Regions from separate parts of the Homo sapiens genome. Here regions 1 and 2 are each linked to region 3. The links are chromatin loops, found by intact Hi-C in ENCODE. Cell type or tissue: OCI-LY7. All regions are shown on one strand. Each heading gives the region's core, and the rest is flanking DNA. Links, peaks and the distances in the headings are about the cores only. Region 1 overlaps TOP3B (DNA topoisomerase III beta). Region 2 has its middle 36 kb from the start of VPREB1. Region 3 has its middle 76 kb from the start of TOP3B.

The links. Peaks named below come from ENCODE experiments on the same cell type or tissue, not always from the same donor. Only the 100,000 strongest peaks of a DNase experiment are listed, where the experiment ranks them.
Region 1: it touches region 3 in a loop (9-fold over the local background); 2 of 110 quality-filtered maps call a loop at or near these places.
Region 2: a loop joins it to region 3, with 5 times the contacts of the local background. A loop is called at or near these places in 5 of 110 quality-filtered maps.

The regions. Positions count from the first base shown.
Region 1 is chr22:21,970,633-21,980,479 of GRCh38, forward strand. TOP3B (DNA topoisomerase III beta) reads right to left here. Exons shown (of 18, transcript NM_001282112.2): 2 at 5,008-5,175; 3 at 3,725-3,856; 4 at 1,980-2,086; 5 at 1,245-1,319. The coding sequence starts at 5,077. Among named protein-coding and RNA genes, the nearest start is that of TOP3B, 7.2 kb to the right of the region's middle. RefSeq lists an enhancer at 7,936-8,105. In OCI-LY7, for the core only: CTCF peaks have their summits at 1,841 (motif pointing right) and 2,041; a DNase peak (open chromatin) is centred at 1,819.
Region 2 is chr22:22,203,353-22,214,430 of GRCh38, forward strand. It overlaps IGL and the pseudogene LOC100419915. Among named protein-coding and RNA genes, the nearest start is that of VPREB1, 36 kb to the right of the region's middle. In OCI-LY7, for the core only: CTCF peaks have their summits at 3,276, 4,613 (motif pointing right) and 4,821; DNase peaks (open chromatin) are centred at 4,719, 5,149 and 5,491; H3K4me3 peaks cover 926 bases; H3K27ac peaks cover 2,438 bases.
Region 3 is chr22:22,053,743-22,064,820 of GRCh38, forward strand. It overlaps IGL, the pseudogene IGLVIV-66-1 and the pseudogene IGLVV-66. Among named protein-coding and RNA genes, the nearest start is that of TOP3B, 76 kb to the left of the region's middle. RefSeq lists enhancers at 3,255-4,018, 4,019-4,782. In OCI-LY7, for the core only: CTCF peaks have their summits at 6,995 (motif pointing right) and 7,205; a DNase peak (open chromatin) is centred at 7,019; H3K4me3 peaks cover 148 bases; H3K27ac peaks cover 1,244 bases.

The DNA of each region.
Region 1 (9,847 bases), core at 614-3,113, 88 kb before region 3:
TTCCTTTACTCCCATCTAGAAACATACTCGAACACTCCCTTCTTACTCCCGCCCTCTCTTCTAATCCTCTGCTTTCATCCCCACCAAATCAGGAAATGCTACTGCCAAGTACATGAGGGACCTCTTAGTCCCCAAACCCATCCCATGTGACACGATTCCCTGCCTTCTAGGAGGGAGGGTTTGGAGGGGTGGGTGGAAATTTTAAGAGGCTGAAGAAAAGACAGGGAAGGAAAAAAGAATGAAGGGGAAAGGAAATGGGCAAGAGCAGGAAGGCCACGGGTGGTCCTAGCTTGTGGTGGGGGCAGCTCGGGCTAAAGCACAGCAGGGGTCCTGGAGCCGAGACTCACTAGGAAGGCCGTGCAGTGGGACTAGGGTCGCCGCCGGAGCCTGGCCACGCAGCTTCCTTACTGGGAATAAGTGGCTTCATTTCTGAAGGGAGAAAGCCCCATGAGCTGCCCCCATTCTCCATTCCCAGATGCAAAGGCCCCCAGGGAGGAGCCGCCCTGCAGGGGAGGAGAGGGTATCTGGGAAGAGACAGAGTGTGATCGCATTTGCTGAGGGTGCTGTACTGCAACGCCAGGTGCCTCAGCTCTGTCTCACTGACCAGCTCTTGAGCCACGGGTGAGAGCTGGGGGTACAGGAGCACGGGGGCGACCCATAGAACAACAGTCTGAAGGGCACCAAGTGAGACCAGCAGTCATGGCCACTGTGAGGGCACCATGGCCGGGGCAAGCATGGGGCATGGGGTGTGCACAGGGAGCAGCTGCCACCTGCTTCTCTGCAGGGCTCCCAGGGTTGGCTGGAGGCAGGAGGCATCCTGGATGAGGCAGGAGATGAGCAGAGCGAGGCCTGCAAAAGGAGCTCAGTGCTGAGGTCGGGAATCAACCAGCATCAACCCAAGGTCCCTGAGAAGTCACGCTGGGCACAAGATGCTGAACACCAAGCTGCCCCAAGACAATCCCATTCTGAAACCTGCATCCACCCAGACAATTTGGCCCCTCCTATGTTCACTCATACCGTTGAGGCCTCAGCAAGCGGAGGAACAACTGACCACCTTTAATAGAGCCTATGCAGTTAAAAGTATCTGTGGAGTTTCAGAATAAAGGGAGGGGAGAGGTGTTTTTAAACCGGTACAGTTTACTCCCTCCTTTGGCCCCAGGAGTGATGTGACTGACTGCTGGTGTCAGTTTGGGGCTGGTGTCAGAAAGGCCAAAAGTGAGGAACAAAGTGAGCCTCACACTCACCTCAAAGCAGATGTTCTCCCCCTCCTTGTCGCAGTCCAGCCACAGCACGATGTAGTCGCAGCCTCTGCCCTCCACCTGCCACACAGCACAGGTTCACACGTACCTGCTGCAGACCCGGTCTGTGCCACCCGCCCCCAGTGCTCCCATCCAGGACAGGGCTTGGTCCCAGGCCCTGAACCTCAGTTAGGAGGACTGGTACCTGGGCTGGGTAAGGAGCTGGCTGTGTTGAGGCTGGCTCAGCCAACAGAAAAGAATTGAGTTTATAATTGATGTTTTTTGGACCAAAAAAAAAAGTATAAATGCAACATGATCTTATACCCCAAAACTGCCCAGAAGAAGGGTTAAAATGAAATAACCCTAAATGATAACAGCAGTCGTCTTGGGTAATATGATTATGCATAATTTTTCTGTCTTTCTACTTATCTGCACTTTCTAATTTTCCATAATCTGTATGCATTTGTTTTAAAATTAAGGAGAAAAACCCCCCGACCAAACAAGCTATTTTAAAAGCAGAAGGCCTGCTCTCCAGGACTGAGGGTTGGCAATGGCAACTGCCTTGTGTGTTGGGGGTGCCTGCAGGTGCCTCGTGGGCCAGCAGGGGGCACTCACAGAAAAAGCTAGCAAAGGCCCCCCTGTCCAAGGGGGATTAGGACTCAAGCAAGGGTGGGCAAAGACATGGCAGCTGTGGAGGGTGGGGAGCCCCGGTGTGCTCATGCCCAGGCCAGCCCCACGCACCTGCAGGAACTTCACCATGTTCAGCTTGGGGTTAGCTTCTTTCTTCTCCGTGGGAGCTTGGCTGAACAGTTCTGCGGGGTCCACTTTGTCCCATTTGTTGTATTTTCCTACAAACCAGTCACAGTGACATTGAGTCACAGGAGCTCAGCCTCCGAGACCATCATAACCCCAGGAGGATGTTGGCCTCATCCCACAAATGAGGAGGGGAAAGCTTGGAGAACAATTTGCCCAGGGTCATCCTGATGATCAGAGGCAGAGCCAGGATGTGGGTTCAGGCCTTTGGTAACCCCCTCCCATCCAGCCTCCTTTCTGCTCGGCTGCTGAGCGGACCCACCACACCCCGGCCAACCACAGGAGCCAAGCAAGCTCTCGGGGGGCTGCCACTCTGGCCTCACTTCCGGGACTTTCCCTGTGGCTGGGAGCACCATTCCTGGGCTGGGTCTCTTTGCCTGAGCACTGGACCCCACAATGGTGCCTTCATTGACACTTCCAACCTGAGTTTCTGGAACTTTGTCCTTCCACCCAGCACTCTGTGGGGGCACACATGTGTGCAGTCGTTCCTGTTAAAGGACCATCTTTTTGAGCCTCATGCCCAGCACATTCACCTACTCATCTACAGAGACCCGGTTCTTGCATGCTCAGCTGTCTGGCTTTCTTTTAGGCCCCATTTCTTTTTTTTTCTGAGACAGGGGTCTCGCTCTATCACCCAGGATGAAGTACAGTGATACGATCACGGCTAACTGCAGTCTCGACCTCCCAGCCTCAGTCCATCTTCCCACCTCAGCCTCCCAAGACTACAGGTGCGCACCACCATGCCAGCTGATTTAAAAAGAATTTTGTTTTTTTTTTTTTTTGTAGAGACAGGGGTCTCACTATGTTGTCCAGACTAGTCTTGAACTCCTGGGCTCAAGCGATCCTCCCCAGGCCCCATTTCTTGCATCCTGGGAGAATGGGGTCAGACAGAGCCAAATTCAAATCCCGGCTCCCCACCTGCCAGTTGGAGATAAAACTTGGGGTCCAAATGCTCAGCCACACAACTCAGTCACCATCATTGTCATCACTGTCATCAATGAGCAGCAAGAACAAGGGCTGAGGCTTTGCTGTGTGTCGGGCCCTGTGCTGAGTGCTTTGCCCTCACTGTCACACTGAATCCTTAGCCTTGGGAAGCAGATGGCATTGCTGTGAGACCCATTTCACTATGAGAAGTGTAAACTCAGAGGCCGTCATTGCCCACATCCCCAGCCAGTGAGCCGGCAGAGCAGGGGGAAAAGCCTGGATCAGACTCTTGCCAACCACATGGCCCCAAACCTACACCCAGCAGGTCACTAATACTGGCGCTTCCAAGGTAATTGATAACAGTAACAATATAGGAATGACAACGACAGCCACCAAATGACCGACAGATGACGGTCAACTTGGCAACAGCAGCAGCCTTCTCTTAAATGCCTGCACAGGTCAAGCCCTTCCTAAGATAGGTGCTGCCACTTTGTCTACATAGGAAGGCACACAGGGAATGCAGCGACTAAGGGGTGCCGCTATGATGGGGACCCAGGGCTGAGTTCCAGAGCCTGGGTTCTGGGCACCGCACCAGGGACCCTCTCATTGCTACTTCATGATCTGCTGGCCTTATGACTCATGGAGTTGGGACAAACTTCCCTGCCTAGAGGCATCTCCTGGCTTCAACTGGACCCTGGCCAGTGCCATGCAGAACTCCCTTCAGTAGGATGGAGGGTAGAGGGGCTTACCCAGGAAATCCAGGGTCATCACGTGACCACAGACAGACGTCATCTTGAAGCGCACTGGCTGGCCAGCAAAGGTCCCAGTGTACTCGTGGACTGAGCAGGCCCCGTTCAGCCCTTTGTGTGAGGACAGGCTCCCTGGGGATGAGGAAGCACAAAGTGACTGGCTGCTTCAGCTGAGCTGAAGACCCTGTGGAGACCCCAGCCCGGATGCCACCTCCCAGAGGGCCAGAGTCCTCCTTCCCCAGAGTGGTGAGTGACGACATTCCGCAGACTGGTGCGGGTAGTTGGGCACTGAGAGGTGGGACGGCGCTCAGGGAAAACAGCATCTGCCAACAACCTAGCACAGAGCACTCTCGATGCAGAGCCCCAGGCTGCCGGGAGCCAGGAGCAGGCAGGGGTGGGCTCTTTCTCTGTATTTATGTTTTCACTCTTCAATTCCATTTTTGCCTCACTTCATTGAAACGTTATTCATCGTTTACTAAAACAGACTCCAGATCTACTCTCGGTTACCAGGGACCTTCTAATTATCGAATTCTCACCCTCTCCACTGACCATACTCAGCTGTACTTTCTCAGCTTCTGGGCACCGGGCACCACTTTTGGGGCACCGTCCCCTGCGGACCATGCCTTCTCAGCTGAACGAGGGTCTCTTCCCCTCTCAACTGCTGGACCAAGGGGAGGCCAGGTAGGTGCCTGTCATTTCTGGGTACCCAGCATCTAAAACTCTTCCTATTTGGAGGGAATTCAAAGATAGGGGGAAACAGCACCCTACCAACCACCCCAGTGGCCAGAGTTGGGGGTGAGTGGCAGACATTCCCTCTCGAGCTCCCTGGTGTCTCAGTAGTGCCTGTGGCCATAGCTCAGTCCATTGGCTACTCTGGAGTGACGTGAGGTCCACAGGACAGTGGGAGTATCCAGGGGTGACAATGCCTGGGGCATAGCCTCATCAGACCTTGACTGGGGTGTAGTCCTGGCTGCGTCTCCTTCCTTCCAGGGCTGGTTTCTACTACCTGTACCTAATAGCCCCACCAGGCCCAGCATATGGATAATGACTGTCCTTCAATTTCATTGTAAATTGTGCCTTGTGCCTTATGGGAACCCCAGCTTTGGCACATTGCCAGGAGTGGAAGCAAATGCACCCCACTGTGACATACTGAGATGCTTCATTACCACCTGCCGACCCGAACCAAATCTACCCCAGCCAGGGTGGAATCACATTAGGAAAAAATGTCCTGTAACACATAAACGACCGTGCTTACAGACCAAAGCAGGGCTGGTCTCTCCTACCTCTAGAGAGGATTTTGGCAATTGACTGTGCCAAGGACGGCTTTTCAGCAACCATGAGCACAGTCTTCATTTTGTCTCGGTCCTTCACACTCCAGTTTCGGGGCACTGGCAATGAAAAAGTTTAGACTCCACTCTTCCGCAGCACAGCACTATTACCAATGCTGACTCCTAAAGAGAAGAAAAGACACTCAGGATAGCAATGCTGTCAATAGAACCTACACCACTACAAGGAAAATCACTTTAACAAAGAAAAAACAAGACCAACCTGAGGCAAGAAGAAGAAAAATTAGGGAATTAGGGAAACTTGAAGACATCTGAGATTAAAAACAAGAAAAAACTACCAGGTCAGCTGAAGTGGCTGAGATGATCCTGGGAATGTGGCTCCATTTGGGGGAAGGTGAAGTGGCCCCAGTGATCTCAGGTCAATTTTATTCCTAAATCCATGCTAGGAAGATGCTGGGGCCTGGGGATCTGGAGTGATGGGTCAGGCCAGGTGGATGCCTGGCCCTCCTCTCTGGACTGGCTCTTCCACCTACAGGTGGACTCACCTGGAAAGAGGAACTATCGTGGCCGAGAGCAGCACCTCCCGCTCAGCAAAGCACTTGGACGCCCCAGGACACTTTACAAAATGCAGATGCCCAGGCTGGGCCCCCCAGGTCCTTCTGATCCATGATGGGCCTGAGACCCTCTGGCTAGTCGGTCCAGCCCCAAGCAGACATCAGGACTCTGTCACATCTATCTCCCACCTATTCCACTCCACCTTTTGCTTTGCAGGTCATGCTCTGGCCAAATTAAATCAAATATCATCATCGAAGCAAACACGCACTTGAAGCCTCTGTGCCTGCGCTTCCCTGCCTGAGAGAAAGCTCCGCCAGGCCTGGAGGATGCAGCTGGATGGCCCACAGGCCCAGCTCAAGTCTCCCAACACCACTGGCAGGGTAAGTCAGCCCTCCTGTGCCCACAGCTCTTGGGCTAGGTCTCCATTCCAACCCACTCACATCATGCCATCATCAGCGACTACTTCACCCCCAAAATAGGACACGATGGGCTTTGTGTCTGAATCACTGTTGGTCTTTGCAACAGCTTTCTGTGCCTGACACATGACATTCAATACCTGCTAGCCAAGTAAAAGAAAACCACATGAACCCTTTTTGTTTTTTCAGTCATTATAAATGTAGCACTGATGTTTATAAACATAGCACCGTATTAAAAAAGAAAAAAAAGACTCGTATTGAGACAACTGGGAAATCTGCTGTGAAAAAAAATAAAGTTAGACTCCTGCTTCCTAAATCCCACTAAAACCGATTCCAGATCTAGCAAAGGTTTGAGTAGAAACAATGAAACCAGAAAATATTAGGAAAAACATGTGCTTTTAAAATAAATCTCACAAGCCAGGTGTGGTAGCACATGCCTATAGTGTCAGCCACTCAGGAGGCTGAGGCAAGAGGATCGCTTGCTTGAGGCCAGGAATTCAAGGCTGTTGTGTGCCATGACTGCACCTGTGGATAGAACAGCCACTTCACTCCAGCCTAGGTGACAGCAAGACCCTGTCTCAAAAAAAGTAAAAGCAAAATAAAATAATCTCAGCATAAAGAAAAACTACCACCTAGATGGGCACAGTGGCTCACGCCTGTATCCCAGCACTTTGGGAGGCTGAGGTGGGTGGACCACTTGAGGTCAGGAGTTCAAGACCAGCCTGGCCAACATGGCAAAACCCCATCTCTAATAAAAATACAAAAATTAGCTGGGTGTGGTGGTGGGTGCCTATAATCCCAGCTGCTTGGGAGGCTGAGGCATGAGAATCGCTCGAACTCAGGAAGTGGAGGTTGCAGTGAGCCGAGATCATGCTATTGCACTCCAGCTTGTACAACAGAGTGAGACTCCATCTCAAACAAAAAAAAAAAAAAAAAAAAAAGGGAAAACCACCACGTAAGTACCTTTGTGGTATCACATCATGTCCAACAACACTCGCAGAAGAAACTCAGAACTACAATGAGCTTGTGCTTATCACATAGGGAGAGACTCAAAGTCGTTGCACACACAGCAGATGAGGGCATGGGGAAGTTAAATGGGAACAACCTCTATGTGCAGCAATTCAGGGATCCCTCTCAAAGTCCGAGTGCACATCCCAGCAATTCCACTCCTTGGAATGAACTTAATAGTCCAGTTATTTATTGAGTACCTACTGCATGCTTGGCCTAGTCCAGGATGCAGGGAATACAGCACAAAGCAACACCAGGTCCTGCCCTCCCAGAACTCATGCTGTAGTATGGGAGCAGGGGAGGGACAGGGCAGGGCTGGGTGACACCTGGGAGAAGAGTCCAGGCAGAAGGAGCAGGGAAGGTGAGGTCCTTGGGGAGGATATGGCTGGGCAGGGGGGCTCATGGGGCTGAGGGAGGGAGCAGGGGTGTAGAATGTGGGTCTGCTCTAGGGGTGCTGGGAGGCAGCAGAGGGTTTGCATAGGTGTGGGATAATCTGACTTCAAGTGTTAAAGGGACCTCTCTGGCTGCCACATAGAAGAGGATGAATGGGCCCTGGGTAGCAGTGGTGGAGGATGCGAGGGAAGTCAGAATCCAGGCAGACCTGGGATGGCGGGACATGGGAGGGGGAGGGGAAGGTGAGTCAAGAATGACCTGAGGCAGAGCTGGGCATGGGCTCACACCTGCCATGGGCTCACACCTATAATCCTAGTGCTTTGGGAGGCGAAGGCAAGAGGACCACTTGAGGCCAGGAGTTTGAGAAGAGCCTGATTAACACAATGAGACCTCATCTTTACAAAAAAGCAAAAGGAACAACCCATGGCTTTGGCTTAGGCATGACAGGAAGGGACTGGCAGTCTGATGTGGGACTTCAGGTGTGTTAAACGGGACCTGCCCATTGGACAGCCTGGGTGGCCTGGAGGAGGTGGCAGCAATGTGGAAGGAGCCCAGGCTGGGGGTCGGGAGATGAGGAGCTAGCAGGGTGAGTCAGGAGGGGTAAGGTCCTGAAAGCCACAGGAAAGAGCACTTCAGGGCAGTTATCACCATGTGGGGGACACTGACAGGCCAGGCGAGATGGCAGCTGAGACCTGACTGTAGGGTCTGGCAAACAGAGCCCTGGGTAATCCTGATGGGGCCATGTGGTGAGTGACAGATGAAAGCTGCATGGGGTGAGCTCAACAAAACCTGGGAGATGGGAGAAGGCTGGTGCACTGTCCCCTCTTGTTTCAGGATGGTGGCTGTGCCAGCATGTTCTCCGCTGATGGGACTGCTCTGGCGAGAAGGAAAAGAGAAGCTGCGTGCCGGAGGGGAAGGAACTGCTGCAGTGATGGCCTTGGGAGGGTGAGGGGCAAGAGAGGCAGCCGGTCAGCATCCAGGCGATGCAGAGCTGCCACAAGGCTGCACTTCTCTTGGTGGAGGAGGAGGCATGGTACGGCTGTCCACTGAGGGAGGACAGGTGGTGATGCTGCGGGCAGGCCCACAGCAGAGGAAGCACTGGATTTAGTTAGATGGGAGAGTCCAGGTGAGTAGGAGGGAGAGGGAGTGGGTCAGGGTTCGAGGGGAGAGATTACAAGGACAGAACCTGACTCTGAGTTGGGTGAAGAGGGAGGTGAGGGTTGGGGAGGGTCCACAGAGGGTGTGCTCTGTGGGGTCCAGGAAGTGAGGCACAAGAGCAGGAAGTGGGAGTCAAAGAAGCAACTCCCAGAGGGTGGGAGGCTCAAACAGGAATTACAGAGGGGCCTGGGTGGTGGCATGCTGACCCAGGGAGGGCAAGGGCTGTGAGACAGGTAGAGAGTGAAGTCACCTGGGGAGACTCACAGGAGTCAGTGGTGGGCCCTGACAAGACTGTCCATGTGGACTCTGAGTCCCCAGGAGGTAGGACAGGGCAGCGCTGGAGTGGCCTCAGGCTGGGCACGGTGGTGCCTGTGATGAACCACATCACTGGGGAGTTCTCTGCAGCATTATCAATCATGATAAAAGGTTAGAAACAAGCTGGTGTCTGTCAACAGGGAGGTGGTTAAATAAAAGCATGGCATTCTCTGGCCGGGCGCGGTGGCTCACGCCTGTAATCCCAGCACTTTGGGAGGCCAAGGTGGGCAGATCACGAGGTCAGGAGATCAAGACCATCCTGACTAACGTGGTGAAACCCCGTCTCTACTAAAAATACTAAAAATTAGCTGGGCATGGTGGCAGGCGCCTGTAGTCCCAGCTACTCGGGAGGCTGAGGCAGGAGAATGGTGTGAACCCGGGAAGCGGAGCTTGCAGTGAGCCGAGATTGCGCCACTGCACTCCAGCCTGGGCGACAGAGTGAGACTCCATCTCCAAAAAAAAAAAAAAAAAAAAAAAGCATGGCATTCTCTACAGTAGAGCACCTGGCAGCATTACAAAGGAAAGCATCTGCTTGGTACATACTAACGTGGATCAGATCACTGAAATAAATCATGCTAAGAAAGCTGGGCATGTAACGGTGTGTAGAGAGCACTGCCATCTGTGATCACACATATGTGTGCACACGTGTGCACTTGATTATGAAGAGGCGATATGTCTGGATGGAACGCAAAACAAACAGTCCAAGCAATCACCTGGAGTGGGTGTTAGGGCCTGGAGGTCAGGGCTGGGGGTGCCTCCTCACCACATTCCCTTTTGCACCTTTTACATTTAGCGCCTGGACACAGGTGACTGAGGGACAAGAACTAAGACAAGGGACTTTACAATAAAACCAGAAAAATAAAGGAGGGTTGTAAAGGGCATTGTTCAGAAAGGATGCCAAAGGAACTCCCTCACTAAAGGGGCTTCTGCTGCTCATCATGCTGTGCAGGGGAAGAGGTCCAAGGTCGGCCTTGGGCTGTCAACCTTGTTCC
Region 2 (11,078 bases), core at 3,192-5,691, 150 kb after region 3:
CACATGGCGGAGATGAGCCTGCGGGGCTGGGAGAGAGAGAAGACACGGCGAAGATGCAGGTGAAGACGCTGCACTAAGGCCCCACCCAGAGGCTGAGGTTCCCCGACCAGACCAGCAGCAGCGAGGCTGCCCAGAGCGGCGCCAGCAAGGTGGTTCTCTCCAGGTCGGATCACAGGAGAAGCTAGCCTTGCACCTGGCCCAGGCGAGAAGCAGGACATGGGCTTACGCAGAAGAATCAGCACCGATTCCACATCATTCCCCATGGCAACGGCCTCTACGGTGCTGTCAGCAAGACCCAGTGCTAGACCCGAGCCTGCACCAGGAGCTGCGGAGCGGAGGGTGCGCCCCATCCCGATCGTCTCCACCACTTTAGCTCCCTGGGTGAGGGTGACACGGGGAAGCTTATTATCGCGGCTGCCCAAAACGGGGCGTGGCTGGGTACCCTGTGTACATAGGGTAGATGCTGAATGTGAATAGCACTGAACTACTAGAGGGAGGCTGGAGAGGCCCACAGTGTCTATCTACCATGATTCATTATTTGGGCCCAGAGGATTGCCTAAAGCCTAGTATTTGGCTCAGTTGGCTCAGTAACGGGCACTAGGATGCAGTATTTGATCACTCCTATCCTAACCAAGTACGACAACTGGTGCAAACAGACTCAAAAGCAAAAGGCAACGCAATGAATAACTTGCTCACTCTGGGGCCACATATTCTGAATAAAATGCCTACCCTTGAAATGTCTGAAAACCTTACACCCTGGGAAAATTGCATACAGAACTTGTGCTTGGAGAATGACATGAACTCTAATCAGGGTAATAACACTTGTAAAGTTCCTAACAGCTTTTCTTTCCTTTTTTTTTTTTTTTTTTTTTTTGAGATGGAGTTTCGCAGTGTTGCCCAGGCTGGAGTGCAGTGGCGCGACCTCGGCTCACTGCAAGCTCCGCCTCCTGGGTTCACGCCATTCCCCTGCCTCAGCCTCCCGAGTAGCTGGGACCACGGGTGCCCACCACCACGCCCGGCTAATTTTTTGTATTTTTAGTAGAGACGGGGTTTCACGGTGTTAGCCAGGATGGTCTCAATCTCCTGACCTCGTGATCCACCCGCCTCGGCCTCCTACAGCGCTGGGATTACAGGCGTGAGCCACCGCAGCTGGCACTTCCTAATAGCTTTTCTGTGAGTGTAACGCCATAATCATCTTTTAAAATGTTTTCTCGGAACTAAAAGTTGCTGGGCGCCTAAATGATGTTGCATGATAGTTTTGGGTGATTTTACTGCATCTGTAATTTTCTGTTTAAGTGAGCACTGCTTAATTTGAAAGCTAATTTCTCACAGTGTAAATCTGTTCATTCCTGGTAGTCTATTTTCTACAAAAGTGTATTTTTACACAACATTAAAAAATGGTGTACCTTCATCTATGACAGTACATTACTTTTGACAAGCAGCTTTCAGGCAGAAATTAAGAGAAGTGTTTTATATAAAATTTATTATTTTGAACAGAGTTTGTGATTTGGTAGTTACGCTGTTGAAATTTGAATTTTACAATTCTTAGAAACTTATATTGATGCATTCTTGTTACCAAATGATTGGCCCATTACATTTTGATACAAATAGATTTGTTGTTTTGGAACCATTATTTGTTTAGAAATGGTCAATCTTTTAGAGAGAAATACTTAACAAAGGATTGTGGGAAGTTTTTTTTTTTCTTCTTCTTTAACGGATTGTACCAGGTCTTACTTGAATGAAAGTCTGATGCTTGCTGATGGCAGAGTGACTAATCTGCACTAGATTGATGTTAGAGCAGAATGTTGGGTGATCTCAATTGTTTTTATTTATGTTTGTGATTTTGTTTTAAGGTAATCTTAACATGGTATAAGACTCTGTGACAAGCTAAACCTACTGCAATATAGCATGTTGGAGTCCCCTAAGAGTTTTAAAAGCTAATGGCATAAATGCCTGGAGCCAACCTCGGCAGTTATTTCATAGCAGAAGATACCGTCTTAATACTCCTTTTAAATTCTTTTAAAAGGCAAAATAGGATCATCCTATTTTATAATGTACAAATGTCTGCAGAGATTGTATGGTTTGTTGTGTTAATGTTTCCCACCTAAAATCTATCATATTGCCACTTTGCCTAATTGTAGTCACATTTATTAAGTAATGCAGTTTGTACTTTTTATTTTGTAACATTCTGTGATTTTTGTACAACATTGTATTTGTACAATACAGCAATTCCCAGTTGATTGAATGAATAAATAAAATGTAAAATCATACTTTATAAAAAGATCTATGTGGCTGATAGAATTCTGACATTCCCCTCCAAATGGAAAGTGATGTGTTTCTTTAAAGTAAAGGTAGAGGAGTCTTAAATATAGGTGTTCCTGCCCCTATTGAGAGGTTTTCAAAACATGCTCTTAATTTAACGTTTAAATATACCAGAGTCTTAGAATGTGAGAATAATGAAATTGGTTTGTTTTAATTTTGTGATAATATTAAATCTACTGGAAAGAATATTCTCCTTTGAAAAGATTCTCAGCTCAGTGATCATAGAACCTGTACTTGCGTTTAATTCAATGAGGAAAGACATAGAAATGCCACGTTAATATCCTCATTTAGGTGGTTTCTCCCTTCACTGATCAGCCTATGAATGTGTCAATGCAGTACTCCCCAGTTTAGGCTTAGGTACTTATTGAAAGGATGCTGCCTGAGCATTTTTAATAATTGCTATTTCAAGATCACATTTTGGCCGTGAGGCAGGCTGCCACTCACTTTAGGCTCTGCCTAGGCAGGAATGGGTCCTGGAAGACACATGTTCTCTCTCTCTCTCTCTCTCTTTCACACACACACACACACACACACACACACACACACGCACACACACACCCCTCTCTTCTCTCTGGGTACACATTATTCTGGACATCTTCAGTTTCCAGGATTCTCTATGTCTCCAGCTAGAAGTCAGGGCTTAGCCTGTGGTGATCCAGCCACCCTCAGGTTGAATCTCGATGAAGTCACAGGAACCACCAGTGGCATGGAGGGTAAGGGATCCTGCTATCAGGTTCAGCCAGGAAATGCTCTGGACACCTGCTGGTGGAAAAGTTTAATGCTGGGCAATCACAGGTCAGGTCCCTTCTTCCAGTCGGCAGTTCAGCCTCCCTGACTTTCTCTGGGTTCCAGTCAGTGCATGAGGATGATGGTGACATTTATTCAGGGGCAGCACAGCAGCCTCAGTCACCACCAACAGTCACTGTCATATGAGAAAATTAGATAGAAATTGGCCTTCCAACTCTTCTGTCAGATCCATCTTTGCCCTTTTTCTGCCTGCTTGAGTGAATACTACCAAGACCAGCTCAGGTTTTTGCTGATGCTATCACACGTGCTCCTAAAACCAGAGGGCTTAATGGTATTTTCTGTTTATCTTTACGGATTCAATGAAAAGACACCTTTTCTTACTGGTCTCCCAATGAAAACATAATCACTATGTCCACAGTAACAAAGATAGCCCTCGTTGTTGTCTGCTGGGATGAGAAGAGCAGCAGAAGTTTGGCAGGTATGGCCCTCATGGGCTTCACATGTCCCTACATCTGGCCCTGGCTTTGCTGATCACCCTTTGGGCTCTGAACCCACAGAGAAGTTAGGTTTCTCTTTCTTTTGAGATTGCCTCTGGAAGAGCTGCTCTGTTCCCAGGTGCAGGGCAGCCCCTCCGCAGTAAGGACCCAGCTCTCAGAGCCATGAAGGCCTCAAGCCTCCAGGTTGACTCCACATTTCTAGTGCTTGTCTCTGGTTCTTTGGTTGGAAAGATGTTGGATGAATAGAAGTTCTCTGAGACCTAGGCTTTGTGAATCCAATCCCCATTAAATCCAGGGATCTTCTTAACGAATAAAATGAATCAGGGCCCAGTGATGGTGGGGAAATGGGACGTGAGGGTTCCTCAGGCCAGTAGTATGGGGAGAACATCCAAAAAGAAAGGAGGGGTTCCACTTTTGAGAATTGTCTTTTTATATCCATCCACATATTGACGAAAATTATAAAATTAGACTAAAATACCTTAAATATATAACATGGTCAAAAGAAAAGAGGTATTACCAGGATAATATTAAATAGCAAAAGAAGTCAGAGGCGAAACAGAGCAAGAGACACTTTTTTTCTGACAGCATCATTCTTATGGGCTATAATGCCAAGGCTTGTGCAGTAGGAGCTGAAGGAATCTCACAGGCGACCCTCACGACAATAACGACAATAACAAAATAAGTCAACCTCTAAAAGAAGCCCATGTAGAATTATCCCCAGGTATGAACCACCTGGAGGCTCAGCAGAACATTAAGCCTTAGATTGGGTTCAAGATGACCACAGACTGGTGATGACCACAGGCCCCTGGGAGAAACACACTCACACGCCTGGTGATGCTGATATCTGGTAAATCATCACTGTGCATCCTGAAACACATTCTGTGATTAGCTCTTTGCAGACCATAACTAACGTGAAAGAAATAATGTCTCAGCTGTAAACACTGCAGAGAGGACCCACTCATTCTACTCCCTTAGGTCATGAGTTGAAAGATCCATTTGCAATGGTCAGGATGTCCTTCCAGAAGAGCTGGGTCTGTGTCTGAGGGGCCACCCGACTTGGGATCGGAGCCAGCAGGGGGTGCTGTTGGACTGTTCCTGAGAGGGAAGGGCTCTGGGCCAGGCCACATAGGAAAATACTGGTTCTCATACACTTGAGCAAGCAGTGTCCTCACTGAAGTATGACTTCCTGCACCTGCACCACCGAGCAGGAGCCACTTCCTGCACCTCAGGAGCCACTGAGCACTAGACTCACACTCCAATGCTTCCTATTTTATCCTCCGCCCTCATGGAGTCCTTGTCCAAGCCTGCCCTTCAAGCAGAGACAAATCACACAGCAGGAACAAATTTGCTCAAAGGAACTTGAACTACAATGTTTCCTGGGCACAGAATGAGAAACACTTGGAATTGGGGAAGTTCCCATCCTAACAACTTAGACTCAGCAAGAAGAACCCTGGAGCTTCTCCAGCATGGCCAGAATCTCAGTCCACTTCAAAATCCTCAGTCTTTAGATCAGGAGTTCTTTTAGGGATGAGGTCAAGGTTTCTGGGTGCACATTACCACTGCCTTTCAGTCCTATCGTCTGGGCATGAGGAGCTTGTTATCTCGTTCTATCCATTATTTCTAAACCTCCTTGTAGAGGGCTGGGTTAGAGAGTGCTAACTGCCATTTATACAGTCTGGACCTTTGTATAAAATTATAAACACACACACACACACACACACACACACACAAACACACATACTTATTTTGATGTTCCAGCGAAAGAGTAAAACTAAACTCAACAGAAACAGAAACAGATTTGAATAATACAAGACAATCTCATTAATGAACATAGAAGCAAAACTTTCTCAGAATATTAGCAATTAGAGTCCATTTTATATCAATGAAGGATTATCTTGAGCATCTGGGAGGATGTGGGTTGAGACATTTGCACAGTCATTGGAAGACAGTGAACATGATTTTTGAAAAAACAGCATGTTTAGAGATATCAACCAGAGGTCAGATGCTTCAATCAGAGAAAGATCCTCTGAGTTCTCAGGGCTGCTTCCCTGAAAAGCTACGGGAGAAGGAAATGGAGTGACTGGACACAATGCCAGGGGATTCATTGACCCTTTGGCTTCCCATGGGCAGCATGCATCAGCATGGTCTTACAAGGATGAAAAAGGGCATCCCTCAAAAAAGACCGACCATTTCCCCAGAAATTAATAAAGAAATATCATGGCCGGGCGTGGTGGCTCACGCCTGTAATACCAGCACTTTGGGAGGTGGGCGGATCAGGAGGTCAGGAGATCGAGACCATCTTGGCTAACACAGTGAAATCCCATCTCTACTAAAAATACAAAAAATTAGCTGGGTGCGGTGGCAGGCGCCTGCAATCCCAGCTACTCAGGAGGCTGAGGCAGGAGAATGGTGTGAACCCAGGAGGCGGAGCTTGCAGTGAGCCTAGATAGCACCATTGCAGTCCGGCCTGGGCGAAAGAGCGAGACTGTCTCAAAAAAAAAAAAAAAAAAAAAAAAATCACAGTATTTTCACCAGTGCATTTCTGTTTGAGCGAATATGTTGGGTGAAGAAATATATAATATATACTTTTCTAAATGAAATTTTTATCTCACAAAATTGTAGAATTAAATTTTTGTTTTGGATAAGAAATCAAGAAACAATCACACACATTCTTATGATCTCATGAAAACCAGGTATAGGAAAGGAAGTGACGACCCCAAAATTCATCTAAAAAGTGAAGGTTTTGGTTCAAAGATAAGAGGGTTGTCATGTTCAAGACAAAGTCACTACCATTCGTGGTATTTAAAGCTGTTGGTACAAGTGCCTATCATTGCCGATTCCCTTCAAATTTCTTGTGTATGTTTGGATCTTAAACATGAGCACACACAAAAAGAGAAACAGCAAAACTAGAAAACAGATTTACCTTTTTGAGTTTCCAACTGGAGGAGAAAATGAACAAAGAGTAAGAATATCACATGATAATGGGAGGAGGAGTGTTAGGAAGGTGATGAGGAGCAGTTCAGCCTTCCCAGCTTGGGGACAGTCTTAGTGGAGCAGAGAAACCTCCTTCCTGCTGCCACCTGACTCTCTAGAGTAGATGAAGAATAAATAACTAAACATAAAAAGCCCTTAGGAAAAAGATTGTCATGATGTCAGTGCTATTAATAGTTCAGTTAATAATTCTGTAAGAATATGCAAAAACTTACTGGCTTTTTAAAAATTTTTATTTATTTATTTCTTTTGAGACGGAGTCTCGCCCTGTCGCCCAGGTTGGAGTGCAGTGGCGCGATCTCGGCTCACTGCAAGTTCCGCCTCCAGGGTTCAGGCCAACTTACTGGCTTTTATATTTGGAATCACAACCTGAAAGGCTGCAGAACATGAAAGGAAGAAAACTCAGATTGCAGTGTTCATTCTCTTTTATATTATGAGTTTCCTGCAAGAGCTACATCTGTTATTATGCAAAAACAAACAGATAAGGAAACAAGAATTATCCAGCCTCAAGAGTGGAATAAAACATGCACTTTTTTTGCTTGTAGGCATAGGTGAGTAATTCAGACACGGCTGCTGTGGGTGACTCATTTCCCCTTATGATGGAGCCTCAGCAAAAAAGCTTCACAGATTGGGGCTGATTTGGTATGAAGGGGTTGGAATCGACTGAAGGTGACCTCATTGAGAGTCTGCAGTGAAGCCGGCCTTGGCTGAATGACCTACCTGAGGCCTCCCATGTGGCCTGGGTTTCCAGGAAGCTGGGCAGTCCCAGAGAATTCAGAGCTCTGACTTGGTTTATAAAGTGTCACTTCCACAGAAACTGTCAGTGCCGAGAGATCACTAGTGCCAGATCTGGTTAACAGGGAGGGGCCTGATCTCACCCCTCAACGGAAGGTGACGGGAAAACAAAGGAAAAGCTGTCTTCACATCAACATGGGCAGATACCACTTTAAAGCATATTCTGTAGCAGGGTTCCCACTCCAGAAGCTGTGGTACAGGATGTGTCTCCTATGGCATGGGCCAAGGGAGGGTAAAGGTGAGTTTGACATCTGTCTCAGTCACCATGAGGTTTTTCTGACAACTAAATATAAATATGTAAGGTGTCTCACAGCACAATCATGTGACAATAAATGCAGTGCGTGCCTTCAATATTGCTCTATCAAGGAGGCTTTCCCTCCACTCCAGGTGTGAGCACGTGGCTTGCATGTCCCTCCACTCCAGGTGTGAGCACGTGGCTTGCATGTCCCTCCACTCCAGGTGTGAGCACGTGGCTTGCATGCCCCTCCAGCTTCCTGCACTGTGGTCATACTGCTGCTGCCTCATTCTCAGCCTGAGCATCCCTACACAGGCACAAACTCTATGGCTCAGGCTGGTCATCACTCTGGGTCCACAGTAGCTGGTCAGAGAGAAACTGTCTTCAGCCCTGCCCAGCAGGAGAAAAGAGCATTCCAGACTGATCAGCTGGGTTCCTGCCATCCAGAAGTCCTTGTCTGTCTGGAGGCTCAAAACATGACTGTGATTCCTTTGAGGACTCCTCCCATACCCAGGCTGTGGGCTTCGCTGCCCTCCTCAGGACCCGTGCAGCCTGTTCTATCCCTGCCTCAGCTGCAGGCAAAGCTGCTTGCCACAAGCTCCCTGCTCATAGGATGCCGGAGTCCTCCCAAGGGCTGCTCTTCCTGGAGAAGAAGGAGAACCAGGCAGTAAGGTCTACCTGAGCATCATGGGAAGGAAGTGATCCGATTCTGACTCCGGTGGGCGCACACCCTTGGTGCTTTGTGTCTCCTGCTATCCCAGCCACAGGAGTGGGGGAAATGTGTGAGTTGTAGTCCTAGCCGGGAATAATCCATAAAAGGTGAAGGTGAGAGAAGGACACTATGCATGGTGTCACCTTGTTTTCCTCGTTGTTTCAGCGGCCTGAGTCCTGTGTTTCCTGAAAGATCTGTGGCTCGAGGTGACACGCCCTATCAGGGGACAGGAATCAAAGAGGAGAATCTCTGATGGAAAAATTCACAAAGGAAGAGGGAGATAAAAATTGGGCAACATGCTCAGGGTGAGAACGATGGCTTTTTGTCCTTGTGATAGTTTGCTGAGAATGATGGTTTTCAGCTTCATCCATGTCCCTACAAAGGACATGAACTCATAATTTTTTATGGGCAAGGACAAACAACCAAACACCGCATGTTCTCACTCATAGGTGGGAATCGAACAATGAGAACACATGGACACAGGAAGGAGAACATCACACACCGGGGCCTGTTGTGGGGTTGGGGGAGTGGGGAGGGATAGCATTAGGAAATACACCTAATGTAAATGATGAGTTAATGGGTGCAGCACACCAACATGGCACATGTATACATATGTAACAAACCTGCACGTTGTGCACGTGTACCCTAAAACTTAAAGTAAAATAAAAAAAAAAAGACGGCTTTGTGTCAAGGGCTATTTATTTAGTGTCTCTCGTTCCCATTATTAAATAATTTAACAACAAAAATTGCCTTTTCTATGAATTTTCAGGAAATTCTAACCATCATTCCTTTATTAAATATCTAGATATGTACATCTACACATATGCATATACATGTGCATATATAGACATATATTATATTATATATATTTGTGTGTATGCATGTGTGTATATATTTATATATATATACATGCATGTGTATATACACACACAAAGACAAATTAAGAAATATGGGAATATAGTATACTTCTTTAATTTCTTAATAATGTCCATTTATATCTAAAAAAAAGATACCCCTAAGGTTGAACCACTAGAATCATTTTATTTTTAATGTGGAACAATAGAAAGCTTATGGCCCATAAAGATATTGGATAACATATTTTTCTAGCAATATGAGAAATAAGCAAAAGTGTAAAACATTTAAATACAATAATTTAATTCAAAAATATGAAATAATTTGTATTTTTTAGTTGCTATGTTTATCTACCAAGAAGGCATTATATTATTCTGATGTTCTTACACATTGTTGAATTAAAGCTTGTTAAATACAAATGTTATCATATGTGCAAATAGCATATCAACATTTCTTTTTCTCTCATATATTTTCAGAAATCACTTTAAAATGTAGCAGTTCATAATGTTGACAAAATATCAAAATCTATAAACTCTGGGTTTAAAAAACAATGAAATACACAGTACACATAAGAAAATAGTGTCAAAGCTCACTACTATAAGAGACAATGATCAATATTGAAATTTTCTCTTACATGAAGACGCTCAAAACATTTTAGCAGTGACTAGTGAGGTTGTATCCATTCTCTTATGTTTATATTTATGTTTAAAATATTGTCCTTGAGAAGGAGTGTAGGTAGGTATAAGCAGAGGTGGCTGTGCGGATCCAAGATTCTAGCCTGCCCCCTTGATACAGCCCATTACCCTAGTCCCATCCAATCTCACACATGGCCCATCATCATCTTCTGACTTGAGCGGGGAGAGAGACGGTGGGTAGAGAGGGAGGAAAGGAGTTAGTTCAGAGCATAGGAGACGTGGTCAGAGAGTTGGCAGAGGGAGGGAGGGAGGCAGATACTGTGGGTTCACGTGGTGCTTTGACAACTGTGGATTTACTTCTGAATGAAGCATGAAGTCATTGAGAGTGTGGAACAGTAAAATGATATTGCAAAATAAAATAAACTAAGATTCCAGTGAGCATGTTGGGAATCACAAACACTCACAGCTGGGTGAATAAACAAGTGCTGCCATCTGGAGAAAAGTTCCTCAGCACACAAGGAGAAGTGTGTTTGCCTCTGTCAAGCAGAAGTCCACCTATACAGAGACACAAGGAAATGTTTATAAAGAGATCCTTATTCGGAGCAAAGTATTGGAAGCAACATAGGTGTTCAACACAAGTGGAATTTATAACACAAGGAGAAGATAAAATGCTAGCCAGTTGGAAGTAATACAACTTCTTATGCGACACGAATAAAAATATAATTATCAGTTGAAAAACAATAACAACAAACTCCCACCAAATTAAACAAAATCAAAAGCTCTCAAGAAAAAAACAATGTGCCACTTATTTTAAAGCAGAAACATGCATAACGAATTCTTCAAGCTTATATAACGGGCTTTTTGGAAAGTAGACTGGAGGCACATTATTTCACATAAATGGGTGTCTTAGGAAGAGATGGAGACACGTATAATGGCTAAAAAATGAAATAAATCCATAGAGAGGTTTTTAGTGTCTAGTGATAAAAGTACTAATAATATTACGTAATTAAATTCCAAAAAATTAATACAGAAAAATATTCTTGATTTGGGGGTGGTAACAGATGATTAAGTAAAGCGAGTCTACATGAGCTGCTGATGCAGTGGATGACAAGCTCTCTGCAGCTCATTGTTAGTGAGAAGGGCACTGCTTTGCCAGAAACCCCTTTTATTTAGATTTCTCATGGTCCCTGGGTCCCTCTCCAACACCATGAGCAGCTTCAGAAGAGGATCAGGATAACCAGTGACTCTCTGGCTACCATGGCCCAGTTGTGTCCGAGAGGTAAGAAAGGTTT
Region 3 (11,078 bases), core at 5,493-7,992:
GTGTCTCTACCAGGCTTTGGTATCAAGATGATGCTAGCCTCCTAAAATGAGTTAGGGAGGATTCCCTCTTTTTCTATTGATTGAAATAGTTTTAGAAGGAATGGTACCAGCTCCTCTTTGTACCTCTGGTAGAATTCGGCTGTGAGTCTGTCTGGTCCTGGACTTTTTTTGGTTGGTAGGCTATCAATTATTGCCTCAATTTCAGAACCTGTTATTGGTCTATTAAGAGATTCAGCCTCTTCCTGGTTTAGTCTTGGGAGGGTGTATGTGTACAGGAATTTATCCATTTCTTCTAGATTTTCTAGTTTTCTTGTGTAGAGGTTCTTATAGTATTCTGATGGCAGTTTGTATTTCTGTGGGATGGGTGGTGATATCTCCTTTATCATTTTTTGTTGTGTCTATTTGATTCTTCTCTCTTTTCTTCTTTATTAGTGTTGCTAGCGGTTTATCAATTTTGTTGATCTTTTCAAAAAACCAGCTCCTGGATTCATTGATTTTTTGAAGGGTTTTTTGTGTCTCTATCTCCTTCAGTTCTGCTCTGATCTTAGTTATGTCTTGCCTTCTACTAGCTTTTGAATGTGTTTGCTCTTGCTTCTCTAATTCTTTTAATTGTGATGTTAGGGTGTCGATTTGAGATCTTTCCTGCTTTCTCTTGTTGGCATTTAGTGCTATAAATTTCCCTCTACACACTGCTTTAAACGTGTCCCAGAGATTCTAGTACGTTGTGTCTTTGTTCTCATTGGTTTCAAATAACGTCTTTATTTCTGCCTTCATTTCGTTATGTACCCAGTAGTCATTCAGGAGCAGGTTTTTCAGTTTCCATTAGTTGAGTGGTTTTGAGTGAGTTTCTTAATCCTGAGTTCTAGTTTGATTGCACTGTGGTCCGAGAGACAGTTTTTTGTGATTTCTTTTCTTTTACATTTGCTGAGGAGTGTTTTACTACCAATTATGTGGTCAATTTTAGAATAAGTGCGATGTGGTGCTGAGAAGAATGCATATTCTGTTGATTTGGGGTGTAGAGTTCTGTAGGTGTCTATTAGGTCTGCATGGTCCAGAGCTGAGCTCAAGTCCTGGATATCCTTGTTAACCTTCTGTCTCATTGATCTGTCTAACATTGACAGTAGGATGTTAAAGCCTTCCATTATTATTGTGTGGGAGTCTAAGTCTCTTTGTAGGTCTCTAAGGACTTGCTTTATGAATCTGGGTGCTCCTGTATTGGGTGCATATATATTTAGGATAGTTAGCTCTTCTTGTTGAATTGATCCCTTTACTATTATGTAGTGGCTTTCTTTGTCTCTTTTGATCTTTGTTGGTTTAAAGTCTGTTTTATCAAAGACTAGGATTGCAACCCCTGCTTTTTTTTTGCTTTCCATTTGCTTGGTAGATCTTCCTCCATCCCTTTATTTTGAGCCTATGTGTGTCTTTGCACATGAGATGGGTCTCCTGGATACAGCACACTGATGGGTCTTGACTCTTTATCCAATTTGCCAGTCTGTGTCTTTTAATTGGGGCATTTGGCCCATTTACATTTAAGGTTAATATTGTTGGGTTTGAATTTCATCCTGTCATTATGATGTTAGCTGGTTATTTTGCCTGTTAATGATGCAGTTTCTTCATAGCTTCAATGATCTTTACCATTTGGCATGTTTTTGCAGTGGCTGGAACCTGTTGTTCCTTTCCATGTTTAGTACTTCCTTCAGGAGCTCTTGTAAGGCAGGCCTAGTGGTAACAAAATCTCTCAGCATTTGCTTGTCTGTAAAATATTTTATTTCTCCTTCACTTATTAAGCTTAGTTTGGCTGGATATGAGATTCTGGTTTGAAAATTCTTTTCTTTAAGAATATTGAATATTGGCCCCCACTCTCTTCTGGCTTGTATGGTTTCTGCTGAGAGATCCACTGTTAGTCTGATGGGCTTCCATTTGTAGGTAACCTGACCTTTCTCTCTGGGTGCTTTTAACATTTTTTCCTTGATTTCAACCTTGGTGAATCTGACAATTATGTGTCTTGGGATTGCTCTTCTTGGGGAGTATCTTTGTGGTGCTCTCTGTATTTCCTGAATATGAATGTTGGCCTGCCTTGCTAGGTTGAGTAAGTTCTCCTGGATAATATCCTGAAGAGGGTTTTTTTTTTTTGGTTTTTTTTGAGACAGAGTCTCCCACTGTCACCCAGGTTGGAGTGCAGTGGTGCGATCTTGGCTCACTGCAAACTCTGCCTCCTGGGTTCCCACCATTCTCCTGCCTCAGCCTCCCGAGTAGCTGGGACTACAGGCACCCACCACCATTCCCGGCTAATTTTTCATATTTTTTGGTAAAGACAGGGTTTCATCATGTTAGCCAGGAGGGTCTTGATCTCCTGACCTCATGGTCTGCCCACCTCGGCCTTCCAAAGATCTGGGATTAGGAGGCATGAGCCACCGCACCTGGCCCTGAAGAGTGTTTTCTAACTTGGTTCCATTCTCCCCGTCACTCTCTGGTACAACAATCAAACATATATTTGGTCTTTTCCCGTAGTCCCATATTTTTTGGAGGCTTTGTTCATTTCTTTTCACTCTTTTTTCTCTAATCTTGTCTTCTTTGTTTATTTCATTAATTTGATCTTCAATCACTGATATCGTTTCTTCCACTTGATTGAATCGGCTATTGAAGCTTGTGCATGCGTCACGAAGTTCTCATGCCATGGTTTTCAGCTCCATCAGGTCATTTAAGGTCTTCTCTACACTGTTTGTTCTAGTTAGCCATTCGTCTAACCTTTTTCAAGGTTTTTAGCTTCCTTGCGATGGGTTAGAACATGCTCCTTTAGCTCAGAGAAGTTCGTTATTACCGACCTTCTGAAGCCTACTTCTGTCAACTCGTCAAACTCATTCTCTGTCCAGTTTTGTTCCCTTGCTGGCGAGGAGCTGTGGTCCTTTGGAGGAGAAGAGGCACTCTGTTTTTTGGAATTTTCAGCTTGTCTGCTCTGGTTTCTCCCCATCTTTATGGTTTTATCTACCTTTGGTCTTTGATGTTGGTGACCTACAGATGGGGTTTTGGTGTAGATGTCCTTTCTGTTGATGTTGATGCCATTCCTTTCCGTTTGTTAGTTTTCCTTCTAACAGTCAGACCCCTCGGCTGCAGGTCTGTTGGAGTTTGCTGGAGGTCCACTCCAGACCCTGATTGCCTGGGTATCACCAGCATAGGCTGCAGATCAGTAAATATTGCTACCTGATACTTCCTCTGGAAGCTTCGTCCCAGAGGGGCACCGCCTGTTTGAGACGTCTGTCGGCCCCTACTGGGAGGTGTTTCCCAGTCAGGTTGCATGGGTGTCAGAGACCCGCTTGAGGAGGCAGTCTGTCCATTCTCAGAGCTCGAACACCATGTTGAGAGAACCACTGCTCTCTTCAGAGCTGTCAGACAGGGACGTTTAAGTCTGCAGAAGCTGTCTGCTGCCTTTTGTTCTACTATGCCCTCCCCCAGAGGTGGAATCTACAGAGGCAGTAGGCCTTGCTGAGCTGTGGTGGGCTCTGCCCAGTTCATGCTTCCCTGCCTCTTTGTTTACACTGTGAGCTACTCAAGCCTCAGCAATGGCAGGTGCCCCTCCCCCCATCAAGCTGCAGTGTCACAGGTTGATCTCAGACTGCTGCACTAGTAGTGAGCAAGGCTCTGTGGGCCTGGGACCTGCTGAGCCAGGCAACGGGAGGGTATCTCCTGGTCTGCCGGTTGCTAAGACTGTGGGAAAAGCGCAGTATTTGGTCAGGAGTGTACCATTTCTCCCAGTACAGTCTGTCAGGCTTCCCTTGGCTAGGAAAGGGGAATCCCCCGACCCCTTGTGCTTCCCGGGTGAGGTGACACCCCACCATGCTTCAGCTCTTTGGGTTGCACCCACTGTCCAACTAGTCCCAATGAGATGAACCAGGTACCTCAGTTGGAAATGCAGAAATCACCTGTCTTCTGCGTCGATCTCACTGGGAGCTGCAGACCAGAGCTGTTCCTGTTTGGCCATCTTGGAAGAGACCTTCCCTGTGTATTCCGAGCCTTCTGCATTCTGCCATCACTGCAGCCTCCTCATGTTGGATGGACCTGATATTTTTGCTTTTCTAGTAATTCAGAAATCCTCAGTGGAAAGGCTGTTTATTAATATGAGTTATCTCCAGACAGGGCAAAGGTGTGGTCTATGGATGCTGTGGATTAGCAATGACCAGGCTCTCAGGTGACTCCACTCATGTGATTTTCACAGAAAGACTGCTGTCTGGCCAGTGAGCAGCACAGGGCACTGTGAGTCACACTCAGTGTCTGCACAGTGAAAACCCAAAACTTGCCACCCCCCCCAAACTCCCCAGGGCTGGGTAGATGGAGTCTGCACTCACTGACACAGATTTAGCAGCTAGATATGGTCCCAGCACCCCCACCTTCTTCCAAGTCCTGTGTGCCAGACACCCCGACAACAGCTCCCAGATACTGATAAATCCATCGGGAGAGTTGGGGGTAGGCAGTGGGAGCAACACACTTGCATCCATAACCCCTCCTTTGTGAGGCCACTGAAGGGGATAAGAGAGGCCTGGAGAAGCCATTCCAGCTCTGGACCTCAGGAGGGCTGTGTCCACTGTGACCTGGGCACCTATTCTCCTGTGATATTCTATCATTTCTCAGGTAGGGACAGGTCTCACGTCCTGGGGAAGCCCCCTAGCCTGAGTTCTTGCCCTGTGTTTCACTCTCACCCTTTGTCCTGATTCCTCACCCACGATCATCTTTGCTTGCAGGTTCCCTCTCTCAGCCTTTGCTTATTCAGCTGCCCTCCCTCTCTGCACATCTGAGAAATGCTATAAGACTTCCCTGTACCCCAAGTAGTGGCTGCATTGTTGGAGGCTGTCACATATTCTTGTACCAGCAGAAGTCACGGAGCCTTCCCCAGTATCTCCTGAGATACTACTCAGACTCAAGTAAGCACCAGGACTCTGGGGTCCCCAGTCACTTCTGTGAATCCAAAGATCCCTCGGGCAATGTGCAGGGATTCTGCACATTTCTGAGCAGCCTGAGATCAAGTCCGACTATTACTATTTTACATATCACAGCAACAGTGGCACTTTCACTGTGCTCCAGACTTACGGGGAAGTGAGATTAGAACCTCCCCTGCATTCTCTCTGCCTTGTGCAGGCAACAATACACTGTCTGGGACCGAGTGTGGCTCATCAGTAGCAGCTTTGTTGTTTGTATTTTTCATTCTTCAGTACAGGGTGGGACCTTTCTACTGGCCTCCATTAATAGTGAGAGTCAAACAAGACAGTCTGTGGGTGACTCCAAAGTCTAACTCAGGGTTTCCTTATGTTAGTTAGCTTGGACTACTCTTGGCTCCTCCCCAGAGATCTCAACTTCTCTGGAATTCTCCAGGTGCCACAAGCACTGATTTCAGTCTTGGCCTTGCACCTCCCCTGAGCAGCTTCTGACTCTCCTCTCATTACATCTCCATTTATGGCCTGTCACCCACTCAATGTGTTAAAAGGTAAAGCATTTTGCAAAGTACTTATCCTGAACTTTAGCCCCAAATCCACCCAGCTTCCCTAGCCCAGGCCAGCTCTGCTTCTTATGAGGCTGATGAGAGGTACAAGGGCTGCGACCCTTGCTGAGTCCATTCCTGAAAATGCCCCCAATAAAGCCTGATTAGTGCCAATGCCACAGGACATTGTTCTGTTTCCTTTGCAGGTGGTGCCCAGTGAGGAAAGTTCTTCCTCCTGAATATGAATATTTTGGAGCATGAAACAGCTGAGCTGATCTGGGGAGGGGAGGCAACCCCTTGTGATGGTGGTCAGATTGCTTGGTTGGGATTGTCACAGACCATGTGATAATGGGATTATATTGCATATCACAGATGCCCTGGACCCTCAAGTGTGCTGGGGAACTCTGGTTAAAGAATAGAAGTGATCCCTTTGTTCATATTCACTATGCTGGATGCCCTTTTGAGATCCCTGCAGGACGCTAACCCTCTGACTGCAGCAGCCTTGCCCTTTGATCTGAAGCTTTTATCATACATTGTCCTGCTCAGGGGATTTGGGTGGGGCGTTACTCCTATATATCATCACAAGAAAGGGATTCTCTGGAGACTAAATGCAAACTGGAATATCCCCTGGAGGCTGTCCCCCTGATTGGGAAATATGAAGAGACTAGGGGTGCTCAGTGTTTAAAATAAAACTTCAGAGAGTAGAGTCTGAGTGTAAACCCTTCAATTCCATTTAATCTCTACAAATGTATATAATGTCAAAACATAGTTATGTCATATATTTACACATGTGCACACAAATCTATTAATACATGTTCATAAGTTCACACATATGCTTTATGTTATACATATATGCATTTATACATCAACTGATGTTATTATAATCATAGTTTTACAGACTCAATTTTCCTTTGGGTTTTTCCACATTTCCCCACTTTCTTTAACACTTATTTCTTGAAAATTTTGGTGGCTGCTTACTGAGATTTTACTAAAAAAGAGCTTCAGAATTTCATTTAGAGTAGATCTTGTGGCAAATTCTATTTTTTTGATCTGAAAAAATGGTATTTTTTCTCTTTTTTATTTTTAAAACTTATCTTGAAGCATAATATGTAAAGTGAAATTTGCAGATCTTAATTGTAAATTTCAGTGTGCTTTTTATGAACACATATACTCATGTGCCCCATGCGTACTCACAACATTTCCATTGCTGCAGAATTAAAACATTTTGTTCTAGTCAATGAAATTATTCCATTACAGAATAGATATGTGTACCACATAGAATGTGTACCTGAGACACACTTCCCCTGGGGACTCCTTATAAAGTGCGGTGAATTGTGTGTCTTTTTTCCCATTGAGGAGGCCAGTGTGGAAAACTAAAGACTGAGATGATGTAGAAAACTGCCCTGAGAGGGAACCTCACTCTGCCCTGAGGTAGGGAGCCAGCACTGGTCAAGGCCCCGGTGGAGGATGGCAACTCTGTTGGGTCCACCTGGCCTCTGGTCACAGGCACGATGGACCTGGGCCTGGGCAGCAGGGGGCGCTGTGGGGCTGGCACTTAGAGTCTGTGGGGCTCTTAGCTGGGAAATGATACCTGGCCCTGGCCTCTGCCTAGGGCTCACTGGGGCCAGCAGCTGGGTCCTCTCTGGGCCCTTTGGGAGCCTCAGTCCAGGTACATCCCAGGCCTACTCTTCCCAGAAATGACCCAGCCACTGGGACTGCACACGGGCCCAGGGAGGGGCACGCTTGGGCAGGGGAAGAGGAGCACATTTGCATGAAAGGCCCATCTCTCTCCTCTAAGGCTAGAGGGTGAACACGAGAGACCTGCCGCGTGGCTTCCTCTGCAGAGATCCGGGGAGTCTGCACCATGGCCTTGACCCCACTCCTCCTCCTCATTGTCCTCCTTCACTGCACAGTCCAGGACAGCACAAAGCATCCTGATCCCCCAGCTCACTGACACCACCTCCCAACTCATGCCAGAACTGTCCTTCCCTGTTCTGCTTTATTCAGTGTATAATGGCTGTCTGTGTTTTCGGGATCCCTCTGGCAGCCCGTGCCGACTCAGTCGACCTCTGCATCTGCCTCCCTGGGAGCCCTGGCCAAGCTCGCCCACACTCAGCAGTCAGCATAGCAGCTATGCCATTGAATGCTTTCGGCAGCAGCCAGGGAAGGCCCATCAGTACCTGATGCAGCTTAAGAGTGATGGAAGCCACACCAAGGGGGCTGGGATTCCCAGTCACTAGTTCTCAGTCTCCAGGACTGGAGCTGACCACTATAGTGTCATTTCTACAATCCCGTCTGAGGATGGAGCTGACTATATCTGTGGTACAGATTGTAGCATTGGTGTGCCGTTTGGGTAAAGCACAGATAAATGGGGAAATGAGACAAAAACTGTTTTTCTACTCTGCTACCAAGGTTGAAAAATGGCTCTCAGAACCAGTGTCTGCTGACCTGCATACTCAAATATGTTATGTGTGTGTGTGTGTGAATGCGTGTGTGTGTGTACTTTAATTTTACGAGTAGAGAGCCAGATATTTTCTGATTCCTGCTTCAAGTTCCCTTGGAAACAGCTTTTTAGGCCAGGCCTCTAGGGAGTGCACTCTGATCTGTAACTATTGCGCAAATATTACAACAGAGCCTGTCTCCTCCTGCTGGTCTGGTGTATTGTGGCTATATAGGGGGGTGCAAAGAAATTCTCCTTTTCATATTCAGACACTGGGACTCAGCTGCATACCTCAGTCCTGTCTTATTGAGATCATTTAAATGATCAATCTTAGAAGAAAACTTCTGACTTAAATAAATTTTAGAAGTCTATCAACATGCTAGAAAGCATATTCCAGATAAATAAAAATAGAATAAAGATTTATAGAGATTGAGATGAAAAGCTTTAAACCCTTTGGGGGTTTCTGAAGGTATTCTCAGGTGTTCAGTGCCTGGGATTTGGGAGTAAGGGATAAGGAGGAGAACTTATTTCCAACACACTGAAGATGACAACAGATAAGCAGAAAGTTACCAAAGAAGGAGGAATAGAAATAGCCATGAATATCATCCTGGTAACCCTGATCTGGAATGAAGGATTTCATTTATTTACTTATTTATTTATTTATTTTCAAAATAAGTACATCTCATGGAGTCCTTGGCAAAAGCTGAAGGAAGTATTGCTTCAGGAAATATCTGTCCAGTAATTAGGAAACTACTAATGTGATTGAGCAGAGACTTCATTAACTTCACATGCAAAGAATACAGACTTGCAGAACCCTCCTGGAAAACCATGAAACAATACATCATCAACAATAACAACTATAGCAAAAACAGCAACAACATCAACCAAAACGCTTTACAAAAAAGTTCTAATTTCCAGAACTGTCACATTATATTATTTAAAATTTCCATTTGTCAAAGCAAAATAATGAGGTAGGTTCAAGACACAGGAACATATTGCCATATATAACGGAAAATAACAAAGAAAAAAACATTAAAAAAACAAAAAAATTAAAAGTTGACAAAAACTATTTTCAAAGAGGCAGAAACACTGGTCTTATTTGACCAATACTTCAACTCCATTATTTCTCCATTTGCTCAAAGAAATTTTAAAAATGTAAAAATGTTCAAAAAAGCATGAAAAGAATGTATCTCCAAATAAAGAATATTAATAAAAGATATAAAAGAAAGAGTCATTGAAATAAACATAGATTAATTGATATTATCCTATTACAGGAATAGAATGAAATAAGGGTGGAAAAATACGCAGGACCTAAAGACCCTCTTGACACCATCAAGTGTACCAATATACACATAATGAAAGGCCCAGAAGGGTAAGAGTGAGGAAAAGAAACAGAATAATGTAATTGAAAAATGGTAACCAAAACTTTCCCAAATTTGACAAAAAGAAACATACTCAATCCCTAAAAAGTTCAATAAACCTTAATCAGCATTAATCGGAACTCATAGATATAAAACTTATGGAAAGCGTCATGGTGGGATAAAGCTTACTAAGTTCTAAAAAGTCAAATAGACAAAGACGGTTACACCAAAAGTGTGTCAATTTCTGTTTCCTGCCATGATGCAATAGATGGAGTTCTTACACCATAAACAACACTTTAAGACATAATCGAGTGCATGTAATGACTATTTCCAGACAGTGAATATTGGCCAACAGGGATAACTTGATTATGTAACCTCAGAGAAAGGACCCTAACACGCAAATGAGCACTGCAGTGGACACGGATTTCTTTTTCTTCACTTTTTTTTTTTCGAGTTAGGGTCCTGCTCTGTCGCCCAGGCTGGAGTACAGTGATGTGATCTCCGCTCACTGCAAACTCTGCCTCCCAGGTTCAAGCAATTCTCCTGACTCAGCCTCCCGAATAGCTGAGATTATAGGCACTCACCACCATGCCCAGCTAATTTTTTTGTCCTTTTAGTAGAGAGGGGGTTTCGCCATGTTGGTCAGGCTGGTCTTAAACTCCTGACTGATCTGCCCACCTCGGCCTCCCAAAGTGCTGGGATTACAGGTGTGAGCCACTGCACCCAGCCAACACAGATTTTTTTTTTTTAATTATACTTTAAGTTTTAGGGTACATGTGCACAACCTGCAGGTCTATTACATATGTATACATGTGCCATGTTGATGTGCTGCACCCATTAACTCGTCATTTAACATTAAGTATATCTTTTTTTTTTTTTTTTAGACGGAGTCTCGCTCTGTTGCCCAGGCTGGAGTGCACTGGCTCTATCTCGGCTCACTGCAAGCTCCGCCTCCCGGGTTCACGTCATTCTCCCGCCTCAGCCTCCCGAGTAGCTGGGACTACAGGAGCCTGCCACCACACCTGGCTGATTTTTTGTATTTTTTTAGTAGAGACGGGGTTTCACTGTGTTAACCAGGATGGTCTCAATTTCCTGACCTCGTGATCCGCCCGCCTCGGCCTCCCAAAGTGCTGGGATTACAGGCGTGAGCCACCGCGCCTGGACCACAGATTTTTTTTTGGAGACAATTTTTGGCCCAGAAGGAGGTGGTGACCAAGATAATCGTGAGCTTTTTACACAGCTCAGAACACACAGATGAGAAGTCAGAAAAACATAGATGGCTGAGACTTTCAGAGCAAGACACCGAAAAGCAGGCAGCTACACAGAGCAAGGTCCCTGCGCTCTGCATGAGGCCCCTTTGGATTTGGTTGGGCAAAACATGACACCTTGCAGGGGGCTCTAATTTAATGAATAGGCCTTCCCCTACTGGGAACTAAGATTCATATTTTTTCTCTCTGTCCTGTTTTTTCACCACTGTATCTACAAACCCTAGGACTCAGCCTAGCGCAAACAGCCAATTAATACCATGTTTGTTGAACGAATATGTGAATTCACCTAAATAGAATTCTCAGTAAGAGAAAAAGATCTGAGGAAAATAAAGTGATTTTTACTGCTTTATGTGTATTTTGAGTTTGGGTTGTGAATTGATTCAAGGGGATATATTAAATTAGAATGTTGACTTCTGTGTTTAGAGAACAAGAGAGGAATATGAACTTGAGTGCTGGAAAGGTGACCAGCAGGATGGACTGGGTCCCATGGGTTTGTGCAGAGACCATGGAAAAGGATGAGCCTCCAGTTACTAAGTAAT